2 separate regions of the Homo sapiens genome follow, and region 1 is linked to region 2. Evidence: chromatin contacts called from ENCODE Hi-C or POLR2A ChIA-PET data. All regions are on one chromosome and are shown on one strand. The core of a region is the stretch at or near the end of the contact, and the rest is flanking DNA. Distances in the headings are between cores, read along the strand shown. Region 1 has its middle 53 kb from the start of PLK2. Region 2 overlaps LOC105378983 (a long non-coding RNA gene).

What was found. Hi-C counts contacts between places; a loop is a spot of excess contacts on that map. ChIA-PET counts read pairs that join two places held with the same protein, here RNA polymerase II (POLR2A). Pooled maps may share reads with other maps.
Region 1: a loop to region 2 is called in a pooled map, with 2.1 times the contacts of the local background. The contact joins two enhancer-like sites. A Hi-C loop is called at or near these places in 1 of 168 maps with a recorded cell type or tissue (PC-9) and 2 of 50 pooled maps. POLR2A ChIA-PET finds 5 or more read pairs at or near these places in 1 of 52 experiments (A549).

The regions. Positions count from the first base shown.
Region 1 is chr5:58,405,292-58,408,764 of GRCh38, reverse strand. No RefSeq gene overlaps it. Among named protein-coding and RNA genes, the nearest start is that of PLK2, 53 kb to the left of the region's middle. RefSeq lists an enhancer at 1,850-2,498. Within about 2 kb of position 1,289, at least 3 of the 41 ENCODE cell types and tissues checked have a DNase peak (open chromatin) inside an H3K27ac peak, as active enhancers do; they include PC-9, where a contact is called at or near this core.
Region 2 is chr5:58,187,144-58,190,305 of GRCh38, reverse strand. LOC105378983 (a long non-coding RNA gene) reads left to right here. Exons shown (of 4, transcript XR_948350.2): 4 at 1,865-3,162. Among named protein-coding and RNA genes, the nearest start is that of LINC02101, 66 kb to the right of the region's middle. Within about 2 kb of position 1,910, at least 5 of the 41 ENCODE cell types and tissues checked have a DNase peak (open chromatin) inside an H3K27ac peak, as active enhancers do; they include PC-9, where a contact is called at or near this core.

The sequences.
Region 1 (3,473 bases), core at 40-2,539, 220 kb before region 2:
AAGGGGACAGAGTAAGGAAGGAGTGCCAAGGGCCATGCTGGGGATGAAAGATGTCAGATGGGCAGCTAGAGAAACCACACAGTGCCACACAGGAATGGTGGCTAAGGTGAGGACAAGTGACTGTTGGGGTTAGGCAGCAAGCATTGGGATCTCTGGAAGAGAGAGGGTGACATGGTCCCATCTGAAAGACACATGACCCCACAGTCTTCTGCCAGAACTAAGAAGCATGTTTGGGAGCAGCTCAGCATTAAAGACTTTAGACTCTTTCCCATGCATCCTGTTTGAACAATATATATGTATGTATTTCCTCCTGGAGGGCAAAAGCAAGAATTGAAAAAACACAGGCTGTGATAAATCAGAAAGATTTGTATAATACAATAAATAAAAAAGGGTTGGACATCTTTAGGAAGCAGGAAAAACTCCAGCAGTTAAAACTGAGAACAGAGTGTTCAGGAGGTAATGAATAGGCCAATCTGGCTGAGGCAAAAAACTTGTCTGGTGAGATAGTAAAAGACAAGATTGAAAGGTAGGTAGGAGCCAGACTGCAGAAGAGTATGAATTCCAGGAAGAAAATCTACATGTTTTGAACATCTTTTATCTGCTAAGCAATTTAACATACATGAAGTCATTCCATCTGCACTATAGTCACCAGTTTTATTTTTAAATTTATTATCGTAGTTCTCATTTTACTGATGAGGAAAATGAACTTCAGAGAAGCTAAGTAACTTATCCAAGTTTAGAGGTAGACAAGAGATTTGAACCCAAGTTTATCTGAGTCCAAAACCTGAATACTTTTTGCTGTCCCAAGATAGTAGAATTTAACGAGGGGGTTCTTCAGAAATATCATGAAATTAGTGTCCCAGGAAGATTAAAGTATCTATGGTGAACTGAAGCAGAAAGCCAAGTGGTATGGAGCATTTTTAGAAAGTCATTTCGGAGCACAGCCTAGACCAGGGTGGTGGTAATGGAAAGGGATTGACATCAGAGACCCTCCTAAAGAAGAGTCTGCAGAATTGGTGTCCGACTGAATAGCTGATGAAGAAAAGGGAAGAACCAGGCTAAGCAGTGAAAGGAAGACTTGATATGAATTTCTGAGACTGAGTGTCAAGCCTGGTTCTGTTTGTAATGTGAATTTGCCAAAAGCAGGATCTCTTGAAACTGCATGGCCTTGTCTGCAAAGCAAAGATTGGATTAAGTATCCTTTAAGACTTTACCCAGCTCTGAAATTCCTGACATCTCTGACTCAAAGATGACTCAAGGTTGCAAGTTTGGGTGGCTGGAAGAACATTGTTTGATTGATGCAAATACACTGATATTTCCTAACAGTGTATTATAATGTTTTGGGATGGAGAAAAGGGTTTTCAGCCTTGTTTGTGGCTTTCACTCATATGCACCTGTGGGCTTCACCTGATTTTTGCACTGTGAAAATCCCTCCATCCCCTTTCCATTTACCATCCCTCTGTCTTCTAGCCACAGCTCTGCATTCCAGTTCCTAGTTTCCCCTGCCTTTTGCTGATTCCACACTGACTAATCACTTTTAGTCTTGCAAAGTGTCTATAGTTCACTAGTCTGTAGCTACCAATCTGCTAACTTTTTCTTGTTAGGATTAACAAAAGACAAGACCAGAAAACCTTTTCATATAAATGATTTGCCAAAGAAACCTTTCCAGTTCAACAAAAGAAACGGTGTATCTTGAAGTCATCACCACAATAAGATCTAGAGTATGGATAGAAACTTTTTCATCACCACGATAAGATCTAGAGTATGCATAGAACTTTTCTCCAAATAATTTTAATCCTCTTTAACAAAAATACAACATATGAAAACATAATTGGTAAAATTAATGAATTAGGAAACCATTTCCTTCTTGGAAAGAGCTTTTCAGAAGAGACTCTCTTAAATAGTGAAATTATCTGAAGCATTTAAAATATGACTCAAATGTTAAAAAATGTTATTAGCATGACAGTTTAAAGCATTTACATACATGTAACATAGGGTACACTTGTGAAAGGGAAGGTAACCATTGTAATCACATTAGTAATCAACCTAAAACAATGTTTGGAGAAAGTAGGCTGCACCTAATGTTCCAAGATTTTTGCTGACTGAGAAGCACCACAGGAAATATGGTAATAAACTCTTCCCCAACATTCTAGTTGAGATGAGATTTGCAAAACAATAGGGAGCGCTGGTCATCAAGGTGAATTCTTAGACATCTCTTGACCAAGTCATTTTCTTCAATGAATCAGGTAACACTGCAGACAAAAAGGCCTAAATTTTCACCACATTCTTGCAAAGCAGGGCTGCAAGGCAGCGTTGAATCCTTTAGTGAGACTAAGTGGGCCACTGGCTTGTTATAGGTCTTCAGGGATTTCAGAAAATTCCCCTGTCAGCCACACGTGTCTCTCAGACCTGACATTCCATTGTTAGAAACTTTCTTTAATGTTAAGGAATTTTGATTCCAAGAATATTAGTTAAATGCAAATACATGACCTGGATAACAAAACACAGATATGGCATCAATTCCTGCCTCTACCACTTAGTGTCTTTGGAGTTTTAGATCATTTATACAACCCCTTTTTGTCCCTCTTAACTTCACAAATTTGTCTTTGATAGTATCTTCCTGTAATGGAGTTCATTATAGAATTATTTAATTTTCAAATGAAGAAATTAATGTCACCTGTCATGGAATCATAGAATTGGATGAATGTCTAAAAATCTCTTTTATACTACAAGTGATGGATCCCATAAAGGCAAAATAACATACCCAAACCCCAATCCAATAAATGCATAATGTGCTGAGCAGGTCAGCTGGGGAAGAGCAGAGGAGCTTGGCATAGCTCTTATCTGCTACTGCCAATGCTTAGGAAGTCTTAAGTAACCATAATAAAAATAACAAAAGAGTGTGTCAAAAAGGCAGAGAGAAAGCGAAGACCCAAACTTCTGAAATTTAGTTATAGATCCCAAATTCCTAAGCTAAACTTAGGAGAAGGGCTAAGAGGTGCAAGCTCACATGCAGACATCTCACAAAGTCACAAAGATGCTCTTTTTGAGACCCACTCAGGAAGGGATCGTCTAGGTGGGTTTGAGTACTGTCCATATTACAGCAATTATCTTCTTTGCTTAGGGATTAAAGCAAATGTTTTATTCTGAATCTTTTTAGTGGAAGAGGAAACATCAAGACTCTAAGACAGCAATATTATATAATTTTTTTCCTCTGACATCCACACTCACCACTGCCATTCCTACCTCAGTTGTTGAGTTACTTTATTGTTGCCTCATGCACATGCTTTTCTTGGCAGTAGAGAAAGTTGAGAAAGGAAAAGGGAGTGGAAATAAGGATGAAGAGAGAAAGACTGAATAGCTGGTTCTTCCCCTGCTGCAGGCATTATATATTTCCTCACTGAAGTCAGCGATTGCCTGCTCAGGCAGGCAAGGGTGAAGCTCCCTGACAAGCTAGGGCTCCTCAGCTTGCC
Region 2 (3,162 bases), core at 661-3,160:
TTAAAATATCTGAAAAATGCATTGAATAGTAATTGTGAGAAGACACAGTAGGTGAATTGGACAATTATTCTCATGATTAGCAACAAATACTAAGAAGGAGGAAAACAATTATCTAGACATGAAGCTGTCCCCTGTAGAATAATTTACAATGTCCTTCTGCACATTTTGTCACTTCTGTTTGTTTGAGTCTATAATGTGCTTATGAAAGTGTTGTCTGTCTTGGCACACACATCAGAGGAGTCCAGGTAGAACCTAGAAATGTAGTTACCCAAATTAGGTGATGGTCAGCTTAAAAATCACTTTAAATGGCATGCTTATACAGTGACTAAGTTGATGTTTGTGTGTGGCCTTATTCATCTGTTACCATATTTACCCAGTGTGATTTTGGGGGAAAAATGAATGCCCTCCTAGTCAGTCATACTCCTCTTCATCAATATTAGTTCTGATTACTTCAACTGAATTTCTTAATGATTTGATGTTTAATGTTTAAAGCCTAATTGTTTATCAGCTATTGAAAATAATACATGGCTACTAATTAAGATGCTTTAAAATATACCAGTGATTTTTATTTCTTTAAAACAATAACTTAAAACAATAGCTATTAAACTCTAGATAACTAAAATTGGAAATTATTACCCAACAGAAACTCCACACCTGATCTCCAACTGACAGGAGTAGGGCTTTATCAGAATATCTGAGAGGGAGAGACAGAGATTCTGCTCCCTCCATCTCGTTAGCCCCTGCTGAGCCAGAACATGTGATCTGAAGCAGAAATGGAAGGAAAAGCAGTTTTTGCAATGCTATAGAGACAGAGTGCCCTATCCCTACCAGCCTGTAAGTTGGAAGTTCCATGGTGTCACAAAAACTAATTAATACTAAAGTTAGTACTTACTCTTCCTTTCTTATTTTCCCAGGAGGATTACTGTGAATAGGCTTGCCTCCTAGGCCACTCAGAATTTGTATGTTGACAAAATATGTCTCCTTTGGACATGTAAGGAGATATAAAATGTATGCAAAGTCACATCATATTATTTGACTGGGCATTCCATTTTGTCAGTTTATATTTTATACTTTATTATTTTAGGGGCAAACATCTATAAAAACAGGGTTCTGTATTGTCACTCGGGTTTGGTTCATGCTCAGAGTTTTCTTAACAGCATTCCTGTTGTTGTATAACTTTAAAATTAGATGAGAACAAAAATTTCACTCTGAAGCCGGAACAACATGGAACCTGGATTTTGGGTTAAATTGCTTAAAAGAATAATCCCCACTTTCTTTCTTTTTTCTGATGACTATGTTTTGGGGCTACTCCTAAGTCTTGTCCTCTGAGGCCACCAAGCCATGCATATCTAATCCAATAAAATTAGAACGTGAGATTCTCCAAAGATTCCAAGTGTCTTAAGGCACTGAAAATACAGACATGATGTTTTCATATAATTCTACACAGTTATTATTACAAAGTGATTTATTTTAACTTTAGATTAGGGAAAAGAAAATTTGTATGTAATTTAGTTTTAAAATAATATATGTTAAAAATAATTTAAATAATAAATTAAATTGAATCCTTAAAAGAATAATTGCAGATTTGGAAGAAAAAAGCTTTATCCAAGACTGTGGATACTTTAAGGAGTCTGTTAGCTTACTTTCCCTTTACTTTCAATTTGCAATTGTTGGAAACTATACTGGATATCCACCACTAAAACACAATCAGCTCTTGCTTAGATTAAAAATTTCTAAGGCCTTTAGCTTTGATTTCAGTTTTGCAATATGCTGTAACTGCCAGGACAGTGACCCCTGGTGAAGACAAAGGTTTGAGTATCAGATCGCTTGATATGATTAAGCACATTCCTGTTTCATTCCACAGATACCAATATTAAGTCAGACGTGAAACTCCCTTTTGATGCCTATCACTATGCTCTGACTCGCTGCACAACTTAACCTCTTGGTGACTCCAGTTCCTTGTTTGCAAGTGGAGATGAACAGGTCTGCTGTGAGGATTGAATAGAATAATACATGTAAAAGATGCGTTATTTGCTTGATACCCAGCCTGGTACACATGAAGGATTACTAAATAGTTTACATGAACATTATTACTACCTAATTGTTTTTAATTCAGGAAAATGTAGAAGCTACAACATCAGAATATGCTTCTGTAGTAGTACTTTTGCCTCTAGTTCAGTACCCTGTCAACCACCACATGAAGTGGTGTAACAAGACATAATTGAAACACTATTGTAATGAAAGGAACACTAGACATGCAGTCAGAAATCTGGGCTCAATTTCTGAAATGCATGTAGCATTTACCATATGCCAGGTACTGCTGTTAAGTATTTAACATACATTAACCTAAGCTGTCATAACAATCCAGTAAGGTAGGTGCTGTTATTACCCTCATTTTCTGATGAGGACACTGATACAAAAGAAGTTAAGTAACTTGCTCCAAATTATACATATTTGGCAAGCTATGGAGCCAGAATTTGAACCCAGACAGGCAGCTTCCAGTCCATGCTTCATAGCCTTTGGACTCTGTGAGCTTCAGTTTTCCCAACGGCACAATGAGAATAATAATCTTACAGTCATCTCACAGAGTCCTTGCAAGAATTTAATATGATGGTAAATCTAAACTGCCCTGGAACTGAAAAAGACTGTACAAATATAAAGGATTATTGTTATTAAGATTCTTAACCAAAATGCATCACTATCTGTATAAACAATGAGACAGGGTATAGCTGAAGTAATACCACTAAAGATGTGATGTTATAAGCATTCCAAGTGCCAAGTGCCAACAAAAATATTTTTCCCAGTGAACCTCAATATCTCAATGTTATTACCTGAAAGAGAAATTGAAATTATTTATCATTTTTTGAAGGTACTATTTGAACACTTAAAATTGTTTACTCTCTAACTTTTAGAGTTAATATTTTTTCAGAATGTCAAAGAAGCTCTTCTTACATGTTCAGAAGTGACTGTAGCAGGGCATGTTTAAATGGGCATGTAAATGTGAAGTCCTGTCCTATGAATGGTAAACTCACAGAGTGAATTCATTTTGCCTTTTGGGTCAGTGTAATTACCTATTGATTTTTAGGAAAGAAAGAAAAACTGACATTCACAACCTTTGCTCTTTAATTTCTGAACAGAATTACGGCCTAAATGGAAGAATGA